2 separate regions of the Homo sapiens genome follow, and region 2 is linked to region 1. Evidence: chromatin loops called from intact Hi-C (ENCODE). Cell type or tissue: Caco-2. All regions are shown on one strand. Links, peaks and the distances in the headings refer to the core of each region. The heading gives the core; the rest is flanking DNA.

Evidence for each region. A loop is a pair of places that touch in the nucleus more often than their neighbours do. Peaks named below come from ENCODE experiments on the same cell type or tissue, not always from the same donor. Only the 100,000 strongest peaks of a DNase experiment are listed, where the experiment ranks them.
Region 2: it touches region 1 in a loop (9-fold over the local background); 3 of 110 quality-filtered maps call a loop at or near these places.

What each region holds. Positions count from the first base shown.
Region 1 is chr3:148,452,900-148,465,313 of GRCh38, forward strand. LOC105374150 (a long non-coding RNA gene) reads right to left here. Exons shown (of 7, transcript XR_924571.2): 1 at 12,005-12,414; 2 at 11,481-11,540; 3 at 2,454-2,632. Among named protein-coding and RNA genes, the nearest start is that of LINC02046, 180 kb to the left of the region's middle. In Caco-2, for the core only: a CTCF peak has its summit at 7,255 (motif pointing left); no DNase peak of the experiment used is centred there.
Region 2 is chr3:148,624,681-148,637,094 of GRCh38, forward strand. No RefSeq gene overlaps it. Among named protein-coding and RNA genes, the nearest start is that of AGTR1, 67 kb to the right of the region's middle. In Caco-2, for the core only: a CTCF peak has its summit at 7,025; no DNase peak of the experiment used is centred there.

The DNA of each region.
Region 1 (12,414 bases), core at 2,476-10,475:
AATTAAGAAATTAAGAGATTAATTAATTGTCCTTGCCTACTACTATTTACAAAGCTATTCATTTGTTTGCTTAAACACAAATATCTATCTATCTATCTATCTATCTATCTATCTATCTGTCTATCTATCTCTATCTTTAAAGAAACGTAATCTTGCAAAACATTTATGGAGCCTGGATTCTTTACATGAATTGAAAAAAGTTGAGTTTTTATAATTTGAAAACTAAAAAACAACTCTCTTTTTACATGTACAAATGTTAGTGTTAACAGACATAAAGATAACTTCATTTTATAATCTCTCGTAAGAAAATATTTTTCTCGTCTGGCTATAAGTGACAAATGTTTATCCTAAGGCTTTAACCTCCTAGTTCCTACTTCCAACTACAGCACTTGCTTATAATATATTCACACTATGCAAAATTTATATATTAACTAAAACTTATATAGAAATTATCATATACATCAATGCTAAAATTCTAACACACCTGAAGAGATAAGTTTATCTGTCCATTATCTGCCTCAAAATAAGAGTAATTGAGGAAGGAGAGAAGTAAAAAAAAAAATTGGGGGAGATGAAAAGCTATACATCACAGGACTCAACCTCAAAGCTATGTAACTTTGATGCACACATAGATTACAGTAAATAGAGTGTGGGTTAAATAAATAATAGAATATGTTCACAAAATAGTAACATTGGCAATGTCCACCAAAACGAAGGCTGTTGAGGCAGAAATAATTTGATAATGGTTTATTGGAAGGCAAATGTGAGGATTGACCTGGGAAAACACACCAACAAAATTGGGAGTGTTCTGGAGTCTGTGACAAGTTGGAAGGCGTTTATAAGAAAGCTTGGAAGGGAGGGGGGACTCCTCATATGGGAGTTGTCCATTATTATTGATGGGTACAATACAGAGGTTACAATCCTTGGAAACAGATTGCAACATACAGGCTAGAATGTCTACGTGCAAGACAGTCAGTAAAACTTTATAATTCAGAAATAAATCAGTGTCCTTTTCAGTGTCAGTAGGTTATGCATTTATCAGTACGTCAACAATTTGAAAGCTCACGATAAGATTCTTTACTCATGGACAGGATGTTGCCATGAATCACAAGACCTTCCCAAGGTGGGTTAATTTGGAAGCCTGTTTACTTTTAAAGTAAACTGTGAGATTTGAACTGTAGGTTATCAGCAAAAAAGAAACCAATGGCAAAAAATAAATCAAATCTAATCTATTTATCTGAGGTTGACCCCTTCACAAAAGAAGGAAAGAGAAAAATAAAGAATGCTTTGCAGAATGGTTCTTCATGAAAAACGCTTTTCTCTCTCTCTCTTTTTTTCTTTTCTGTTTTTCCCATCCTGGGTTTTTCCAACTAGTTTAGATAGGAATCAAAGTTAAAGAGAACACTAGTTGGCTGCAAATAAAACACCTGTGATGACTTTACAGCCAGTATCAACCCCTGATAGCCTGGTGTCCAGTGTGATATCAAGGTCATAGTAGCCAATCAAAAACATTTGCAAAATTAAAAATGCAATCTGTATCATGGTCAGGAATAATCTATTACTGAAAAATTTAGCCTTTTAGCAAGGTTATCAGAGAAACAACATTATTGGCACTGAAGTGTCATCTATCCAGAAATCCTGTCAAGTTTATTTTAACATAATTTCACCAGTGTTTCTTTGTAAGAGAAAAATTTAGTATACCTGCCTAATTTATTTGTTCTTTGATAATCAGGGGCATTTTATGAAGGTCGCAAAGGCCCAAAAGGGGCTTTATAAACACTTGTTTACGAACTATGTAAAGCCTTAAAAAAAGTTTTTCTTATGCTAAACAGTTTTACCGTACGATTTTTTTTTTTCCTAAAAGGGATTTGAGCTCTGAACTGAACGCTTTTTTCTTTTTCTATTTATGACACAAAATAAAGATACCCACAGGCCATGAGTCTGACAATACTTAATAAATGGATCTGAGATAAAGTCATAATTGAAAGGTAGTATCATTCTTTTTTGTAACTCTTGGATCAAGTTGCTGCTTTGTATAATTATGACATACTCAATCTCATAATGCATGAGTTAATGTACTCTTAAAATATTGTGTTACAAAGAAATAATTACATAGGCAGCAATCATTGTAAATGGAATCAATTCCTAATGTTAAGGGAAAAAATTAGGGATCAGATGACTGAAATGCCAATATTTATGATTATACTGCTTGAATTTTTTCATCTTGGACGATGTGCCAATGAAATACAAATCATAAGCAAGATAGATGCAAGTCAAGTACTTCATGTTCTGGACAGAGGGTAACACATCTCCTGGAATTGATGTTAATAATAAACAAAGAGGAATTCTGCCATCAACATCTGGCAAAAGTGATGACAGAAAAAGAGCTACCCAGGGATATGTTTTCTATCCAAGGCAGAGTTTTAGGAAGGGGCTGGGAAGCATGTGCTCACATTTCTCAAAAGTAGGATGTGTTTGTGATTGCTTGAACGCCAATAGGAATGGACCGGTTACCAGCAGATGAGAGAACTTCAGATTGGAAGGAATTGCTGAGATGTTGCCCAAGACCCAGTTTCCACGAATGAAGTATAAATTGGGGAACTGATTCATCTCAAGTCAAGAATTGCATTTTCTAGAAATAAAACAAAAGGTCAGAGTAAAACCAGAGAAACATGGATTCAAGGTTCAGTCTCCCTGAGAACTCAGCTACAAATAGTTAAACTCCTTTATACCTTCGATTTGTCCCAGATTCCAGAGTAGAAATGACCTCATAGGCGGGGTGGGTTTGAGGAGATGAATGGGGACAAATCAGGGTGCAGATTCAGAGTGTAGGGCAGAAGACTACTTATTAACTTCACCCTCAACTCCTTTCTTCTTCCCCTTTGAATTTTGAACCAGTGACTAGTAATTGGTACTTCATTTAGAGCATGTCTTAACTCTAAAGCTAATAGCACTTAAAATGCCAAGGAGCAACTTGGTATGAGTGTGCCTAGCCCCTTTAAAAGGAAAAAAAAATGTTGCAGGCTCCTAAGACTTCACCCACATGCCCTAATTCGGGGGGTGGGAGGATGACTTGATAGATGACTAAATAAATACTAATATTGTGATGCTATTACTTCCGGATGATTTTTCAGAATTTTAGCACCCTTAGGAAATAAAAAATAAAATAAGGTTTTTTAAAAAAAATATGGTGAGAGAGTAAAAAATCTGGATCCTTGGAGGGGGGAGTTGGGGATGATTAAGGGGTATGAAAAAAATAGAAAGAGTGAATAAGATCTACTATTTGATAGCACAATAGGGTGACTATAGTCAATAATAACTTAAATGTACATTTTAATGATTTAAAGGGTATAATTAGATTGTAACTCAGAGGATAAATGCTTGAGGGGGTAGATACCCCATTCTTCATGATGTGCTTATTTCATATTGCATGCCTGTATCAAACTATCTTATGTACCCCATAAAGATGTACACCTACTATATACCCACGAATTTTTTTTTTAAAAATCTGGATTCTTCATTTAGTAAATACTTCTTGAGGGCCTAGCATTGTGCTGGGCACTGAAATAGCATGGTAAGCTAATGAGTCATGGTTCCTGACTTCAAGAAACTTGCAATCTAGCAAGGTAAGTAAACGAGGAGGCAATTGCAAGTATTATGACAGAGAAAAGGGCAAAGTTCTAGAGAAGCACACATCTAGGGACCTTCTCTGAATTACTAACATACACTGAAATAGAAATTTTATGACTTTAGAAGGAGTGCGTTTTTTTAGAGATGTTGTTTTTTCCATATATTTTATCAGAAAATTTAAAATGCAGATTGAAAAAAACAAATACATGTTAAGTATCCCTTATCCAAAAAGCTTGGGACAAGAAGTGTTTTGGAGTTTTTCAAATTTTGGAATATTTGCATATACATAATGAAATATCTTGGGGATAGAACCCAAGTCACAACACAAAATTTATGTTTCATATACACCTTGTACACCTAACCTGAAGATAATTTTCTACAATATTTTAAAACAGATTTGAGCATGAAACAAAGTTTGTGTACGTTGACTCATCAGGAAGCAAAAGTGTCACTATCTCAGCCACTCATGTAGATAATCTGAAGATTTTTTTCTGGCATTACCATCACTCCTGACTCTGAATTTATATGCTATTAATAAGCAATCATTTTCTTACACTTATTCACACATAGGTATTTAACTGTAAAAAAGAGGACACACCATTAATACAGTGAAAAAAATAATGTGTTTGAGGTAACCAAACAGCACAGTGTCATCACCAGAATGCCTGTATCAGCTGTCAAACAACATCCACAAGCAATGGCAGACTTTCAGTCTCTACCCGCAATCCTCTGTTTAGATTAGAAGGTTACTATACATCGTATTGTATTTTGAGATAGGCGAGAAGAAGAATCAGAAGCACTTGAGGGCCCTCTAAAGATGAAGAAGCATCCTATTGGATGGCTTCTTAAAATGTTTCTTCCAGAATGTCATCTGCCTCATTAACAACTTGTTTTAATTTTTCATTTTTTTGTCTTAGAATTATTTATTTGATTTTATAGCTTACGTGATTTCTTGTTCTGTGATGAATGCATACTGCCCTAGTCCTTCAATAAGCCCATCACACATTTTCACCATGCCATCTCTAGATAATTTTTCTGCAGTGTTAACAATGTCAGTCATCTTCATCATCACTGTTATCATGATCACTAGTCTGTTGTGTGCCTGCATTTTGATTGCAACCAATCATGTGAGGTCAACTGTATTATTTCCACTTGTGGCATCAAATGGGCACTCAAAAGTTTTGGATTTTGAAGCATTTCAGATTTCAAATTTTGGGATTAGGAATGCTTAACCTGTACAGGATTTTGAAATATTAAGAAGTAATTTCTTTCTCAATCCTAAAAACACTTTCTCTCTCTAAAATAAAATCGATTATTTTCTTAGGTTTTTAATTTAAGGGATTGCTCTAGGAAAGTCATTATAATATTTAACAAACATTTTTAGTAATAAATTTTTTAAATATCTGTTTTTACTCTTTTCCAAATGGTCTTTTTCATGAATATGAAAACACTTAATGTACTCGGGGGATGTATTTCATGTAAATTTTTATGTCCAAAAACTGAATTCAATTTTTTATTGACATTAAACACAACAACATCTGCAAGTCATTAAAAGGAAATTCCTTTGGAAAACACTATAGTTTGACTCTACTGAATGATTTTTCACTTGGAATAAATTCATTCATATGTTTCATGATATTCCAAAAGCAGTTATGACCTAGATTAACAAAAATAAATTTTATTTTCATTAATATATTAGACATCAGGTTTTACAAACTACTTTTTCAATAATCAGTGTGTTCCTGATAATGTCTTTGGACATTGAATTTTATATTACAATAATTATTTTATCAGTTATAAAAAGTATCATTCTTTTAAAAGGACACTTCAAAATAGTAAAAGAATTCTTTGAAAAAATCACCCCTTATGTCACCGGCTGTAAAATAATTCTACATAATACCATCTAACCATTTTCCACAATGAAAAATATTTTACACAGTTATACAGTGTTTTTAAAATGAGCACACACAACAAATCCTGTTTCTCACATATTTCAATACTAATTTCAGAGATGTAAAGATAAATATGTGTATGTAAATGTCTATATATGTATGTAAATGTCTATATAAACACATTTACATACATATAAAAATGCCCTCAGAATATGTTAGAAGTCACTTATCTGAACGTCTAATATTTAGGTGGCCTGTATAGAATTGATATGCTTTAAAAATATAAAATGTAAATATTTAAAAATTTGGTCAACTTTTCTTGTCTTTTTTCCTTATCAAGAAAATAGTACTAAAAGAAATAAATTGTCTTAGTGAATGCTTCTCTTTTTTGATCTCATTAATATAAGGATAATGATCCTGCTTATACAGATGCTCCTTGACTTAACGTAACATTTCATCTCCATAAACATTGTAAGTTGAAAATATCATAACTTAAAAGTGCCTTTAATACACCTAAACTACTTAACCTTGTAGCTTAGCCTAGGCTACCTTAAATGTGCTCAGACACCTTAAATTAGGCTACAGTTGGGCAAAACCATCTGGCAACACAGGACACTACAGAGTACCAGTTGATTACCCTCGTGATGGCATGGCTGACTGGGAGCTGCAGCATCACAAGAGAGCGTCTTACCACTTTCTATTGAATGTGCATGGTTTTTGCACCATCATAAAGTCAAAAAGTCAAGTCAAACCATTGTAAATTGGGGACCGTCTGTACATCAGTTTTTTATCCCTTTGATTTGTATACTAAATAGATGCAAGCATAAAAAGAATAAGAAGATTTAAGGAGAAAATTATCTTCCTTTTCTACAACAGCAGAAATATGTGTTACTTCAGGATATCATTCAGTTGTTCTATAAGAAATTGCTGAACTTTAGGAAGTATTAACAAATAATCTAAACCAAGATCTTGTTTGCTTGTACAGTACTCAGATATTCTGAAGTCTTTCTTGAAATCTTTCTTTGTAATCTTTGACTGGTACCCATTTCATTGATCAGTCAAAAGATAATATGCATTTTAATTTTGGACTAATAAATGTGGGGTTGGACTAAGGCAAAAGAGAAATGTTCCCATATACTCTATCAGAATTTGATCTCAAGGTAATACAAACATGGACACCCCAGCAATGGAAAGATACATTATTATATTTTTAAATAATTAGAGTCCTTTTTAACCATATTTTGAAGAGTTGATAGTTGTAGATGTGGGGAAGGGGACCATTGTTCCTTCTCCAATCCTAAACAGCAAATACAGAAAAAAATTATGTATATGATATATGCAATTTATATACATATAATTACATGTAGATAAATAGTGACCAACACACAATATATCATTTTTATCATTTCTGTGACATAATTATATTCATATAAATTTTATATTTATATATAATATATATCATCCATATCTATCTATATACCATCAATTATGAAAAATAAACTTTTTTATAATTCTTCTATCATGGACCAACAGTGACCACTTTCTTTTTTTAAGTTTTCTTTCTTACTTAAAGCTTCTAGAAAGAAGAGTTATTGGGCACCCTCTTTTCTCTTCATTTTTCAAAGGAAAAAAGAACAAAAGTGTTTTTATGAAAAGTGAGATGTGTTTTATTTTAGCTAACCAAGGATGGCAGATTTTTATAACAACACTACCATCTGCTGGAATTTAAGAGTATTGTTGCTAACATTTTGGAAGCCTTGGGTTGCATTTTTACAACTATTGGCCTAAAGTGGTTTTTATTATATACTTTTTAACAGCACTACGTGACTATTTCCAAAGGGAAGTTTACTGGTAGGTGCAATCTCCACCTCCTTACAAGTCACACAAACACTTCTACACTGCTGATGGGAATGTAAACTAGTACAACCATTATGGAAAACAGTGTGGAGATTCCTTAAAGAACTAAAAATTAAATTGGACTTCACCTTTCTCTGGTGCCTCCTTGATTAGCTTAATAATCAACATTCTGAATTCTTTTTCTGGCAATTCAGGGATTTCTTCTTGGTTTGGATCCATTGCTGGTGAGCTAGTGTGATTTTTGGGGGGTGTTAAAGAATCTTGTTTTGTCATATTACCAGATTTGTTTTTCTGGTTTCTTCTCATTTGGGTAGGCTATGTCAGAGGGAAGGTCTGGGGCTCAAGGCTGCTGTTCAGATTCTTTTGTCCCACGGGGTGCTCACTTAATATAGTACTCTTGCCCTTTTCCTAGGGACGTGGATTCCTGAGAACTGAACTGTAGTGATTGTTATTTCTCTTCTGGATCTAGCCACCCCGCAGGGCTACCAGGCCGTGGGCTGGTACTGGGGGGTGTCTGCTCAGAGTCCCATTATGTGAACCATCTTCAGGTCTCTCAGCCATAGATACCAGCACCTGATCCAGTGGAGGTTGCAGGGGAGTGAAATGGACTTTGGTACCAATACTGTTGACACTATTTCCCAAGACTGAGAAAGAGGGAATCCTCCCTAATTCATTCTATGAAGCCAGTATCACCCTAATGCCAAAACCAGGAAAGGACATAACAAAAAAAGAAAACTACAGACCAATATCCCCCATAAACATAGATGCAAAAATCCTTAACAAAATACTATCTAACCAAATCCAACAGCATATCAAAAAGATAATCTACCACAATCAAGTGAGTTTCATATCATGCAGGGACAGTTTAACATACACAAGTAAATAAACGTGTTACACCACATAAACAGAATTGAAAACAAAAATCACATGATCATTTCCAGATACACAGAAAAGGCATTTGACAAAATCCAGCATCCCTTTATGATTAAAACCTTCAGCAAAATCGGCATACAAGGAACATACCACAATGTAATACAAGCCATCTATGACAAACCCACAGCCAACATCATACTGAATGGGGAAAAGTTGAAAGCATTCCTTCTGAGGACTGGAACAACATAAGGATGCCCACTCTCACCACTTCTATTCAACATAGTACTAGAAGTCCTTGACGAGCAATCAGACAAGAGAAAGAAGAAAGGGCATCCAAATTGGTAAAGAAGAAGTCAAACTGTCGCTGTTTGCTGATGATACAATCATGTACCTAGAAAACCCTAAAGTCTCCTCCAAAAAGCTCCTAGAACTGATAAATGAATTCAACAAAGTTTCAGGATACAAAATTAATGTACACAAATCAGTAGCTCTGCTATACACCAATAGCAACCAAGCTGAGAATCAAATCAAGAACTCAACTCCGTTTACAATAGCTGCAATAAAATAAAATAAAATACTTAGGAATATACAACCAAGGAGTTGAAAGACCTCTACAAGGAAAACTACAAAACACTGCTGAAAGAAATCACAGATGACACAAACAAATGGAAACACATCCCATGCTCATGGATAGGTAGGATCAGTATTGTGAAAATGAACATACTGCCAAAAGCAATCACAAATTCAATGCAATTCCCACCAAAATACCACCATCATTGTTCACAGAACTAGAAAAAACAATCCTAAAATCCATATGGAACCAACAAAAAAAAACCTGCATAACCAAAGCAAGACTAAGCAAAACAAACAAATCTGGAGGCATTACATTACCTGACTTCAAACTATACTACAAGGCCAAAGTAATGAAAACAGCATGATAGTGGTATAAAAATAGGCACATAGACCAATCAAACACAATAAATAACCCAGAAATAAACCCAAATACCTACAGTCAACTGATCTTCAACAAATGGTGCTGGAATAATTGGCAAGCCACATGTCAAAGAATGAAACTGGATCCTCATCTCTCACCTTATACAAAAATCAACTCAAGTTGGATCAAGGGCTTCAATCTAAGACCTGAAACTATAAAAATTCTAGAAGATAACATTGGAAAAACCCTTCTTGACATTGCCTCAGGAAAGACTTCATGACCAAGAACCCAAAAGCAAATGCAACAAAAACAAAGATAAATAGATGGGACTTAATTAAACTAAACAGCTTCTGCACGCAAAAGGAACAGTCAGCAGAGTAAACAGACAACCTACAGAGTGGGAGAAAAAATCATCACAATCTATAAATCTGACAAAGGACTAATATCCGGAATCTACAATGAACTCAAACAAATCAGCAAGAAAAAAACACACAGTCCCATCAAAAAGTGGGCTAAGGACATGAATAGACAATTCTCAAAAGAAGGTATACAAATGGCCAACAAACGTGAAAAATGCTCACTATCACTAATGATCAGGGAAATGCAAATCAAAACTGCAATGCAATACCACCTTACTCCTGCAAGAATGGCCATAATAAAAAAAAAATTAATAAAATAGATGTTGGCATGGATGCAGTGAAAAGGGAACACTTCCACACTGCTGGTGGGAATGTAAACTAGTACAACCATTATGGAAAACAGTGTGGAGGTTCCTTACAGAACTAGAAGTAGAACTACCATTTGATTCAGCAATCCCACTACTAGGTATCTCCCTAAAGGAAAAGAAGTCATCATGCAAAAAAGATACTTGCACACACATGTTTATAGCAGCACAATTCACAATTGCAAAACTATGGAACCAGCTGAAATCCTCATCAATCAACGATTGGATAAAGAAATTGTGGCATATATATATATATACAATGGAATACTATTCAGTAATAAAAAGGAACAAATTAACAGCATTTGCAGCAACCTGGATGGAACTAGAGACTATTATTCTAAGTAAAGTGACTCAGGAATGGAAAACCAAACATTGTATGTTCTCACTCATAAGTGGGAGCTAAGCTATGAGGGTGCAAAGGCATAAGAATGATACAATGGGCCAGGTGCGGTGGCTCACGCCTGTAATCCCAACACTTTGGGAGCCCAAGGTGGGCGGATCATGAGGTCAAGAGATCGAGACCATCCTGGCCAGCATGGTGAAACCCCATCTCTACTAAAAGTACAAAAAGTTAGCTGGGCGTGGTGGTGCGTGCCTGTAGATCCAGCTATTTGGGAGGCTAAGGCAAGAGAATTGCTTGAACTCAGGAGGCAGAGGTTGCAGTGAGCCGAGATGGCACCACTGCACACCAGCCTGGCAACAGAGTGAGACTCTGTCTCAAAAGAAAAAAAGAATGATACAATGGACTTTGGGGACTCAGGAGAAAGGGTGGGAGGCGGGTGAGGGATAAAAGACTACAAATTGGGTTTAGTGTGTACTGCTCAGGTGATGCGTGCACCAAAATCTCACAAATCACCACTAAAGAATTTGCTCATGTAACCAAATAACACCTGTTCCCCAAAAACCTAGGGAAATAAAAAAATAAACTAAAAGTTTAACTAGCTTCTTTTTCCTTTAATTAATTTTCTGGGATCCTACCCCTATTTATAAATATACAAAATGACTCACTCATTCAACAAATAGCAGTTAATAGTCAATAACTGTTGGCTGCATACTAAGAAATATACTACATATTAAAGACATACAGTTAAATAAAATATTAGTCTCTAGGTCTTAGCCTATCAGGAGACCTAGACCAAAATAAAGTGTTGCATTACAGCATGGGAAGTGCCATCATCCAGCTCTGGTCAGAGATAGAAGCTCCAACAATGAGCCTTTTCTCTCTGTCAGTCTGGGTGTACCCTGGGTGTAAATATTGGGGACGGTGGCATTTTCTGAGGAAAAGATGCATATCTTGAGTCTTGACATTTGAGTTGGAATTATTCAGACAGATAAGAACAAATAAATTTTTAAGAGTCTGGCAAGTAAGATTTGGAAACAAGCCTTCCATACCACAATCACTTGTGTTTATTCATAACTTCACTTTTTCATTCTTTCATTCATTTGGCAGATGTTTCTGAACAACATCAGAAGGAAGGCCAGGAAAAAAGATTATAAGATTATAAAATAAATAGCTGCAATGCATATGATAACTGTGATAAAAATTTGTACAATAAGAACATTCACTCACTTATTCAACTAGGACTCAGGAAATATCCAGGCACAGGAGACAAGATGACATCATCCATGCCTTCAAGGAACAGGAAAAACACAAATCGGAATAGTCACATAGTAATAATCTCATCTAACTCTGCACAAAGGGGAAACATTGAAATGTCTGTCATGCCAGGCTCTACTCCTTGGAGAAATGGTTAGCTGCAAAGATTTTGTAAAACCAGTTTGCATTCGCTAGCTAAATAAGTTAGAATGATTGAAGGTTATCATTATATTGGTGCAACAGTAATTGTGGTTTTTGCCTTAAAAAAAAAAAAAGTCAAAAACCGCAATTACTTTTGCACCAACCTAATAGCTTGAGAGCTATAGTCATACAGATAGAAATTAAGTCCAATTTCCACACTAGTTGTGTAACTGTGGGAAAGTTCATTGATCTCCTGGTTTCAGTTTTCTATATTGTCAAAAGGGGATGATAATGGTTCCTGCCTCATTTGGTTATTGTGAGCTTAAATTAACTAATTAAAGTGCTTGGCACAGTACCTGGCTCAGCAGGTTCTTGGTACATGTTGGCTATTTCTCCCCTCTTTCCTCTTCATTTTCTTCTTACCTTAATGACTCAGCTAGACAAGACTCTGACCAGAGAGAAAGCATATGCAAAAGAATAGGAGTGTGAATTAATCCATCATGGGCTTGATGAGAGCACTGCAAGTGATTAGATATCTAACCAGTCAGTCATTCTGTTAGTCTGTAAGTGTCAATATTGATGCCAGTCTGTAGATATTGAATGCCTATTTTGTTTCAAGCACAACCTCAGGTGCCCCGATGTATTCTAGGGGCTGTTGTTGAAAAATGTGCTGGATACAGAGAACCAAAGCCACGAGTAGCCAATTTTGCCTCGTTAGGAGTTTGCTGAGAAAGCTGTCATAGGAAAACTCAAGTTTGAGTCATTT
Region 2 (12,414 bases), core at 2,027-10,026, 170 kb after region 1:
TTTACAGTACTCTTCAAATAGGGATATAGTCATCAAGTGCCCATTCTATGTTCAAGATTTTGATGCTAAGTCAGGCAAGGTATGAATCCCTAGGTCAGGCAATGTAAGTGGTTAAAAAAAAAAATGAAAACAGAACTTGAATTCCTTCAAGCTGATTTACCCCACAGAAATATTTAGAATGGAAGGAAAAAATACCTTACATGGTGTCTGGTTTTGTTTTATTTTTATTTATTTATTTATTTTTTGCACTTGAGACTTTTTGTTTTGACTTGCCTTTTTTTAATTTATTTTTTGTGTTTATACAGTTTAGAAATGAAGTTCAGCCTGCTGAGAACTGGTGTCCCATTTTCACGTTTTTGGTTTATTCCTCCGAGTTGCTTATATCTTTTACCAAAATCTAAATAAGTAATAAGTATCATCCATTCCCATGTTTGGAAGAAAGGTGATAAATCTACGTGATTTCGAGTAGACTAAGCTTGGGGTTAATTTCCTAAAAAATTCCGGAACTTTCAAACTATTAAATCTAGCATCAAGCTGCTTTGCAAATATTTACACAACTTCATTTTATTATGTTAAGGCCTTGTTTTAAAGCTCTTATAAGTTTCTATTTGTTTTGGCATAAAATGTCCATATGTCCACATGGTGCTTAATGTGGTGAATTATTTTTCTCTTTAAACCACTTTTTCCTCCCTAAATCTTCTTAAACCTTAAACTGTGGTCCATGTTCACACTCAGCTGTTCCCAGGGAGGCTGGTGAATGCAATGCTAAATTTTCACTACCTCTTTGATGTTTTTCTTTATTTGCTTTATGTCATATATAACTTGTTTTACTAGAACATCTTGAACAGGAAGTGGACTGTCAGGACACTATTAAAAACGTGGTGGTATTGACAGGATATAAACAGGGAGATGAGAAGGAAGAAACAAGTAGCCAAGAGGAAAATATTAGATGACAGTTAAAATTTATATGATAACATAAAAGAAGTCAGCTCAGAATTGCTCTATCCCTGACACACTAACCCTAGTGCCTGGCACATAGCAGGTATTCAGTAGTATAATTTGAAATTTGTTAATAATTCTCAGAGCAAACCATGGTGGCAAGACTAAGATCAAAAGGTAGTTTGGGGGACATATATTATTATATATTACATTATATATTATTACATGCTGTATATAATATATAACCTTGATCTTCTGAGCCACTGTTTTTCATCAATAAAAACATGAAGACAATATCCACCAAAAACTTTCATTATGAAGATCAGAAGAAATAGTTTATGTGATGCATCCAGTAAGTACCAAGAACTAGTAGGCAATCAATAAATGGCTATGATTTCTTCTCAAACATTTATATACACACACATATAGCTATAATCAGATGTGTGGAAAACATAGAGGCCAAAATGAACTTTTAAAGAGGGAAAAAGTCATTCAAAGTTGTGATCATCTTGTTATAACTTGTTACATGTCTACTGCTGACCAAGTTTCATAAGCATTTCCTGTTTTAAAATCAGCTTTCCGGTGACACAGGAGAAAGAGTAATGACTATGGCCGCCAATTTTCTCATCCAGACATCATGGAATATCAGATGGACCTTATATTGATAACCATTTTCTTTAAGGCTCAGGGAAATTCCCTTCTTAATTGTCACTTATTAAAAATAAGGACAATTATATGGTCAAAAAATAGTGTTATTTATCCTCTTTAGAAATCTAATGATGGTTTATGTATCTTAGATACATAACTTGGCATCCTTGATAAACTAAAGTAGATATAAAACAGGCCCTTTTTACACTTTAGTCAAGTCTTTTTGTCCTAAATCAATATGGCTGCGCCCATCAGGGTTTGACAGGATTGGTCCAGTCATTGTCATTACTGAGGATGTCATCTCCAAAATTATATGTGGACCCTGGGAATTTATGTCGTTCCGGGAGACCAGGCAATGGACCTAATCCTTGCTGGTCATCACCTTCACTGCAACCTCATTTACAATTCAATAGCATTGTTACTTGCTGGTCCCTCACTGTATCTCCAGACAGATCACAGAGATGCCCTTGACACCTCTCCACCGCCATGGTGAACTCTCACCCACTGCTCCTCAGTATCCTCCCAACGAATACACACAACTGTTTCCTCCATTTAGAAAATACATCTCCATTATCTCATAAAAACCACCCACCCCAAACTCTCCATTCTCCAATCTCTTTCCCTTCACCTCATCTTTTCCTCAGAAGTCCTGCTTTGAGCTTGTTCATTGGCTTTAAAATATAAAGCAGCTTTAATTTCCCTTGGGACAAGGGGTCCAGGAACAAATTGTCAAGGCTGTATTCTAAAGGTGATATGTTGGGTAATGTGAAGGTCAGAAGGGAAATAATTACTTTTTATTCATTCAATTTCTAATAGAAGCAAGACAAAGTAGAACTTAAAATCTCAGTAGGTAGTCCTTTCACATAAATAAATCATAAGGAAAAGCAGTCTTCAGTAATGAGAAGTCAGGCAAACCAGGGTTTAATCTCTAAGTCCATATGATCCACCAATTCCACTCCCACGTATATACCCAAAGGAAATAAAACATGTCTACATAAAAACTTGTGCACAAATGTTTATGACAGCATTATTCATAATACCCCCAAAATGGAGACAACCAAATTTCCATTCACTGATGAATGAATAAACAAAATGTAATATGTCCATATAATGGAATATTATTCAGCAATAAAAAGGAATGAAATACTTATGCATACTACAACATAGATGAACTTTGAAAACATACCCTAAGTAAAATAAGTCAAAAACACTACATGTTGTATGATCCCATTTATACAAAATGTCCAGAATAGGTAAACTGATAGAGACAGAAAGTAGCTTAGCTGCTTAGTGGGGTGGCGGGGGAGGTACAACAAGGGAGATGGAGGGGTGAACAGTTTAGATGGGGGAAGAATGAGCATACCTGCTAATAAGTGTGGAGTTTCTTTGGGAGATGATGAAAATGTTCTAAAATTAGAGTGTGGTGTTGGTACAACCTTGCCAATATACTCAAAACCATTGAGTTGAACAACGTAAATGAATGAATTTTATGATGTGATTTATATTTCAGTAAAGCTATTTTAAAAACACTGAATGACTTTGGGCAAGTTACTTAACCTCTAGAACTCTGTTTTCCCCTCTGAAAAATAAAAATAATACTACTTACTTCACAGGGGTACTGTGAAGCAGTGTCTGGAAAGACACATGGCATGGAGTACATGTTCAATAATTTTCTTCTTTTCTTTCTTTTTTTTTTTTTTTGAGACATAGTTTTGCTCGGTCACCCAGGCTGGAGTGCAATGGTACAATCTCAGCTCACTGTAACCTCTGCCTCCTGGTTCAAGCAATTATCATGCCTCAGCCTCCCAAGTAGCTGGGATTACAGGTGCCTGCCATCGTGCCCAGCTAATTTTTTTTATTTTTAATAGAGACTGGGTTTCACCAGGTTGGCCAGGCTGGTCTCGAACTCTTGACCTGAAGTCATCCTCCTGCCTTAGCCTCCCAAAGTGCTGGTATTACAGGCATGAGCCACCGCGCCTGGCCCAATAATTTCTTTATCTTTCCTTCTGTGTATTTCTGCCTTCCTACTTTTATTCAAATTGTTCAGGAACTCAATTTTCTGTTTAAGTGTGATAGAGGTATTCTCAGTTTCTCAGAGGTAGTAATAGGGTTTGCATTCATTAAATCATAAAGGATCATGTTTCTTCTTATCTAGGAAGCCAAGATAAATTGTACTAAGAAGTAGAATGTATTAGATAATATAAAATAATATAAAACACATAGAAACTTGTATTAGGGTGCAAATCAGACACATGTGCCCATACAGTTTAAAAATATATAGATAAATGTAATTGAGAGTATAGTATTACCATAATGAAGGACATATAGATTAATGGAACACAAAAGAGTCCAGAAGTGGACATATACACATATATGATTAATTGACTTTGAACAGAGATGCCAAGGTAATTCAATAAAGAATGATAGTCTGTTCAAAAAATGACACTGGAAGAACTGGATATCCACAAGGAAAAAATGAACTTTGACCCTTACCTCGAAACATACATTTTTAAAAACTCAAAATGGATTATGTAACTAAATTTAAAAGCCAAAAGTTATAAAACTTTTAGAAGAAAAAATGAGAAAATCTCCATGACTTTGAGTTAAGCAAGTAAATCTTAGAAAATAAAAAGCACAAGCCATTTTTTAAAACAGTAAATTGGACTTTACCAAAATTAAAAACTTTAGCACTTCCAAAGGCACCATCAAGAAAACTAAAAGGTAAGCCCAAACTGCAAGAAAATATTCGTAATACATATATCTGACAAATACTTAGTATTCACAATTTATAGAGAACTCTTGAAACTCAAAAGGAAGAAAACAACTCAAGTAGAAAGTGGGTATATGAAATGAGCTTGACACTAGTCATTCAAGAAATGCAAATTAAAACCATCATGTGATGCCACTGAAACTTTACTACAATGGCTAAAATTATAACAGACTGATAATACCAAGTGTTGGCAAGGATGTGGAGCAACTGGTATTTCATATATTGTATTCAAGATGTAAAATTGTACAGTCACTTTGGAAAATTGTGTGGTGGTTTGTTATAAACTTACTCTTTTACCATATGACCCAACAATCCCACTTCTAGGTATTTTCATGATACAAATGATGGTACATGTTCATATAAGGACTTGTACACAAATGTTCACGTAAATTTTATTTGTAGTAGCCAAAAACCAAAAACACCTCAAATTCCATCACCAGATAGATGGATAAACAAATGGTGGTATATCCATACAATGGAATATGAAATGGTTGAGTTTATGTGTCACTTTTGCTAGATATTTGGAAAAACATTATTCTAGATGTTTCTGTGAAGGTATTTTTTAGATGAAGTTAACATTTAAATCAGTACACTTTGAGTAAAGCAGATTACATTCCATAATGTGGATGGGCCTCATCCAATCAGTAAAAGGCCTTAATAGAAAAGGACTGGAGGAAGGAGGTGCAGCAAGATGCCCAAATAGAACCTCCAACAATCACCATCTCCTACCCCTGCAGGAACACCAAATTAAACATCTCTCCACACAAGAAAACACCTTCATAAGAACCAAAAATCAGGTGAGCAATCACAGTACGTGGTTTTAACATCATAGCAAGGAAAAAGGTGCTGAAGAAGGTAGGAAAGACAGTCTTTAATCAACTACACCAATCCTCCTTCGTCTCCTGGCAGTGCCACATGGTATGGAGAGAGAATCTGTGTGCTTGGGGGAGGAAAAGCAAAGTGATTATGGGACTTTGCAATGGAATTCAGTGCAAACTGTCATAGCAGAAAGCAACAAAGGGCAAAATTCAGCTGGTGCCCATGGAGTGAGCATTTAGACCAGCCCTAACCAGAGGGGAATCATTTACCCCAGCGGTCAAAACCCTGAGTTCATCTAGCCCCACCACTATGGCTGAAATACTCTGGGTCCTAAATAAACTTGAAAAGCCATCTAGGCCATAAGGACTATAATTCCTGCACAAGTCCTGGTGCTGTGCTGGGCTTAGAGCCAGTGCACTTGGGATGTGCATGACCCAGTGAGACCAGCTGGGGTAACCAAGGGAGTGCCTGCATCAACCCTTTCTTTTTTTTTTTTTTTTTGAGACAGAGTCCCGCTCTGTCACCCAGGCTGGAGTGCAGTGGCACCATCTCAGCTCACTGCAACCTCTGCCTCCTGGGTTCAAGTGATTCTCCTGCCTCAGCCTCCTGAGTAGCTAGGATTACAGGCATGCACCACCACACCTGGCTAATTTTTGTATTTTTTATAGAGACGGGGTTTCACCATATTGATCAGGCTGGTCTCAAACTCCTGACCTCGTGATCCGCCCGACTTGGCCTCCCAAAATGCTGGGATTACAGGCGTGAGCCACCGTGCCTGGCCGGCTCCTGGAAATTTCTACACCCACTTTGGGCCAGAAGGGATTTCACCCCACCTGAAGGGAGGGACCCAGTCCTGCCAGAATTTACCACCTGCTGACTAAAGAGCCCTTGAGCCTTGAATAAACAACAGTGGTAGCCAGGCAGCTGTCTCCTCGGGCCTTGAGCAAGACCCAGTACTGTGTTGGCTTCCGATGTAACCTAGCACATTCCCAGCTGTGGTGGCCACAGGAAAAGACTCCTTCTGCTTTTGCAGAGGAAAGAGTAAAAAGGACTTTGTCTTACAACTTGAGTACAAGCTCAGCCACAGTAAAGTGCCCAGTAGACTCCTAAAGTACCCAATTCCAGGACTTAACTACTTGAGGTCATTTCTAGACCCACCTGAGGCTAGAAAGGAACTTGCTGCCCTGAGGGGAGAGACCCAGGCCTGGCAGGACTCATCACCTGCTGACTAAAGAGCACATGGACCTTTAATAAACATCAGCAGTAGGCAGCCCTTAGTTGCCATGGAACTGGGGCAATGGTGACCACAGACAGAGACTCCTTCTGCTTAAGGAAAGGAGAGAAAAAATTATAGGGGACTTTGTCTTGTAGTCCGAGAACCAGCACAGCCACAGTCAAATAAAGCACCAAGCAAATTCCTAAAGATCCCAATTGCAGACCCTAGCTCCTACATGGCACGTTTATACTCACTCTGGGCCAGAGGGAACTTGCTGCACTGAAAGGAAAGACCCAGTCCTGGCAGGATTCGTCACCTGCTGACTAGCCCTTGGGCTTCGAATAAACATCAGCAGTAGCCAGTAAATAGTCATTAAAGGCCTTGGGCGATACTCAGTACTTTGCTAGGTTCCAGTGTAACCCAGTATAGTCCCAGCAGTGGTGGTCATGGGAGTGCTTGGAACTCCCCTCCCTCAACTCCAGGCAGCTCAGTATGGAAAGAGAGATTGTTTTTTTGGGGGGAAAGTAATGGAAGAGAACATGAGACTTTGCTTGATAATCCAGGCAATTCTCTCCAGTCTTATACAAGACCACCAGGGTGGTACCTTTATGAGTCTGCAAAAGTCACAGCGTTACTAGGCTTGGAGTGCCCCCTAATGCATGTATGGCTGCAGTGACCAAAGACTTAGATCACAACACTAAATTCCCTTTTAATACTTCACAAGAAAGATGGGTAAAACAAGCCCAGGTTGCAAAGATTAGAATAAATATCTAACTCTTCAATGCCCAGACATTGATGAACATCCACAAGCATCAAGATAATCCAGGAAAATGACGCCACCAAATGAACTACATAAGGCACCAGTTACTGATACAGGAGAGACAGGAATATGTGCCTTTTCAGAGAGAGAATTCTGTTTCTGTTTTGAGAAAGCTTGATGAAAGCCAAAATAACACAGAAAAGGAATTCAGAATCCTATCAAATAAATTTAGCAAAGAGATTAAAATAATTTTTAAAAGTCAAGCATGAATTCTGGACTTGACAAATGCAGTTGACATACTGAAGAATGCATCAGAGTCTCTTAATAGCAGAATTGGTCAAGCAGAAAAAAGAATCAGTGAGCTTGAAGAAAGGCTGTTTAAAAATACACAGAGAAGAAAAAAGAAAAAAAGAATAAAAAAGAATGAAGCACACCTACAGGGCATAGAAAATAGTCTCAAAGGGAAAGTCTAAGAGTTATTGTCCTTAAAGAGGAGGTAGAGAGAGAGGTCAAGGTAGAAAGTTTATTCAAAGGGATGATAATAGAGAACTTTCCAAACCTAGAGAAAGATACCAATATTCAAGTACAAGAAGGTTATAGAACACCAAGCAGATTGAACCCAAATAAGGCTACCTCAAGACACTTAATAATCAAATTCCCAAAGGAGAAGAATGAAGAAAAGATCTGAAAAGCAGCAAGAGAAAAGAAACAACATAAAAAGGAGCTCAAATAGATTTTCCAGCAGAGCAGATTTCTCAGTAAAAACCTTATAGGCTGGGAGAGAGTAGCATGATATATTTAAAGTGCTGAAGGAAAAAACTTGTATCCTAGAATATTATATCCAGCAACAATATCCTTCAAACATGAAAGAGCAATAAAGACTTATCCAGACAAACAAAAGCTAAGAGATTTCACCAAAACCAGACCTATCCTACAAGAAATGCTAAAGTAAGTTTTTCCATTAGAAAAGAAAGGCTGTGAATGAGCAATCATCTGAAGGTATAAAACTCACTGATAACTGTAAATATGCAGACAAATACAGATGATTATAACACTGTAATTGTCTTGTGTAAACTACTCATATTGAGTAGAAAGACTAAAAGACAAACCTATCAAAAATAATAGCTACAACAAGTTTTTAAGACACAGACAGTGTAATAAGATATCAATAGAAACAACAAAAAGTTAAAGGCAGGGGAGATGAAGTTAAAGTATAGAGTTTAGTTAGTTTTCTCTCTAAAGGAGAGTTAGTTTTCTCCTTGTTTGTTTATTAGTTTGTTTGTTTTTGCAATCATAGTTGTCATGAGTTTAAAATAATAGGTAATATGTTATATGCAAGACTGATGGTAACCTCAAATCTAAAAACCTACAACAGATACACAAAAATATATAAAACAAGAAATTAAAATATGCTAGACAAAATCACTTTCACAAAAAGGAAGACAGGAAGGAAGAGAGAAAGAGAAGACCGCAAAAAAACTAAAACACACATAACAAAATAGCAGTAGTAAGTCATTAGTTGTCAATAATAATAGCGAACGTAAATGGACTAAACTCTCCAATCAAAAGAGATAGAGTGGCTGAATGGATTAAAAAAAAGACACAATAACCTTTTGCCTACAAGAAACACATTTTACCTATAAAGACACACATATACTGAAAATAAAGGGATGGGAAAAGATATTCCATGTAAGTGGAGACCAAAAAGGAGCAGGAGCAGCTATATGTATATAGATAAAATAGATTTTGAAAAAAAAGGTCACTATATGATGATAAAGTAGTCAAGAGGGTATTCGGCAATAGAATATAACAATTGTAAACATATGTGCACACAACACTGGAACACTCATATATGTAAAGCATATATTATTAGAGATAGACAGACTATGTCCCAATATAATGATAGTTGCAGACTTCAACACCCCCACTTCCAGTGTTGGACAGATCATCCAGATGGAAATCCAACAAAGAAACATTGGACCTGATCTGCATTATAGACCAAATGGATCTAATAGATATTTACAGAACATTTCACCCAATGGCTACAAAATACACATTCTTCTCCTCAGCACATTGGTCATTCTCAAGGATGGAGCATATGTTAGGTAACAAAACAAATCTTAAAATATTCAAAAAACAGTTGAAATATTATCAAGCATTTTCTCTGACCACAGTGGAATAAAACTAAAAATCAATAACACAGGAATTTTGGAAACTATGAAAACAACAAACACATGGAAATTAAACAATATGGTCCTGAATGACCAGTGGATCAATGAAGAAATTAACAAGAAAATTAAAAAATTTCTTGGAACAAATGAAAATGGAAACACAACATATCAAAACCTATGGAATACAGCAAAAGCAGTACCAAGAGAAAAGGTTATAAAAACAAGCACCAACATCAAAAAAGTAGAAAAACTGCAAATAAACAACCCAATAATGCATCTTAAAGAACTAGAAAAGCAAGAGCAAACAAACCCAAAATTAGTAGAAGATAAATTATAAAGATCAGAGCAAAAATATATAAAATTGAAATGAAAAAACAAATACAGAAGATCAATAAAAAGTTGCTTTATTGAAAAGGTAAATGACATTGACAAACCTTTAGCCAGACAAAGAAAAAAAAAGAGAGAAGACCCAAATAAATAAAATGCGAGATGAAAAAGAGGCATTACACCAATACTGCAGAACTTCAAAAGATCATTAGAGACTACTATGAGCAACTATGTGCCAATAAATCGGAAAACCTAGAAAAAATGGATAAATTTCTAGACACATACAAGCTACCAAGATTGAACCATGAAGAAATTCAAGACTTGAACAGACTAATAACAAGTAACAAGATAAAGCTATAGTAAAAAGACTCCCAGCAAAGGAAAGCCCAGACCCAATGGGCTTCTCTGCTGAATTCTACCAAACATTTAAAGAAAAACTAGTATCAACTACTCAAAGTATTCAAAAAAATAGAAGAAGAGGGAATATTTCCTAACTCATTCTGTAAGGCCAGTATTACCCTGATACCAAAACCTGGCAAAGATACATCAAAACAAGAAATCTACAGGCCAATATCTCTGAAGAACATTGCAAAAATACCCAACAAAATACTAGCAAACTGAATTCAATAACACATTGCAAAGATCGTCCACCATGACCAACTAGGATTCATCCCAGAGATAGAAGGATGGTTCAATATATGCAAATCAATCAACATGCAAATCAATCAACATGATACGTCATATCAACAGAATGAAAGGCAAATCCATATGATCATCTCAATTGATGCTGAAAAAGCATTTGATAAAATTCCACATCCCTTCATGATAAAAACCCTCAAAAAACTGGGTACAGAAGAAACATACCTTAACACAATGAGAGGCATATATGGCAAACCCACAGCTAGTATTGTACTGAACACAGAAAAACTGAAAGCCTTTCCTCTAAGATCCGGAACAAGATAAGTATGCCCAGTTTCACCATTGTTATTCAACATAGTACTGGAAGTCCTTCTTAGAGCAATCAGACAGAAGAAAGAAATAAAAGGCAAGTAAATTGGAAAGGAAGAAGTCAAATTTAGATGTGTGCAGATATAATCTTATGTTTGGAAAAACCTAAACCCTCCATCAAAACACTGTTAGAACTGATAAATTCAGTAAAATCACAGGATACAAAATCAACATATAAAAACCAGCATCATTTCTATATGCCAACAGCTAATAATCTGAAAGAGAAATCAAGAAGGTAATTTCATTTATAAAAGCTACAAACAAAATAAAATATCTACTAATAAACTTAACCAAAGAAGTGAAAGTTCTCTACAGTGAAAACTATAAAACACTGATAAAATAAGTTGAAGATCACACAAAAACATTGAAAAATATTTCATGTTCATGGATTGGAAGAATCAATATTGTTAAAATGTCCATATCACCCAAAGCAATACATAGATTCAGTGCAATCCCTATCAAAATACCAATGATACTATTTGCAGAAATAGAAAACATAATCCTAAAATTTATGTGGAGCTACAGAAGACCCAAAATATCCAAAGCCACCCTGAGCAAAAAGAACAAAAGTGGAGGAATCACATTACCTAACTTTAAATTATTCTACAGAGCTACTGTAACCAAAGCAGTGTTGTACTGGCATAAACATGGACACGTAGACCAATGGAACAGAATAGAGAACACAGGAATAAATCTGTACATCTACGGTGAACTCATTTTCCACAAAGATCCCAAGAACATACACAGGGAAACAGACAGCCCCTTCAATAAACAGTGCTGGGGAAACTGGATATCCACATGCAGAAGAATGCAACTAGACCCCTATCTCTCACCATATACAAAAATCAAAACAAAATAAACTAAGGCAACCAAAGCAAAAATGGACAAATGGGATCACATCAAACTAAAAAGCTTCTGGTCAGCAAATGAAACAATCAATAAAGTGAAGAGACAACCCACAGAATGGGAGAAAATATTTGCAAACCATCCATCTGAAAAAGGATTAATAACCGGAATATATAAGGAGCTCAAGCAACTCTATAGGAAAAAAATCTAACAATCCAATTTAAAAATGGGCAAAAGATCTAAGCAGACATTTCTCAAAAGAAGACATACAAATGACAATTAGACACATAAAAATGTGCTCAACATCACTGATCATCAGAGAAATGCAAATCAAAACTGCAATGAGATATCATCTCACCCTAGTTAAAATGGCTTTTATCCAAAAGACAGGCAATAATGAAGCTGGCAGGGGTGTGGAGAAAGGAGAACCTTTATACAATGTTGGTGGGAATGTAAATTCGTACAGCCATTATGAAGAACAGTACGGAGGTTCCTCAGAAAACTAAAAATAGAACTACCATATGATCCACAAATTCCATGGCTAGGTATATAATCAAAAGAAAGGAAATCAGTATATTGAAGGGATACCTACATTCCCATGTTTATTTCAGCACTATTCACAATAACCAAGATTTGGAATCAACTTAAGTGTCCATCAACAGATGAACAGATAAAGAAAATATGGGAAATATACACAATGGGGTATTATTCATCAATAAAAAAACAATGAGATCCTGTCATTTGCAACAACATGGATGGAACTGGAGGACATTATGTTAAGCCAAATAAGCCAGGCACAGAAAGACAAACTTCATTTCTTCTCACTCATTTGTAAGAGCTAAAAATTAGAACAAATGAACTCATGGAGATAGAGAGTGAAATGATGGTTACCAGAGGCTGGGAAATGTAG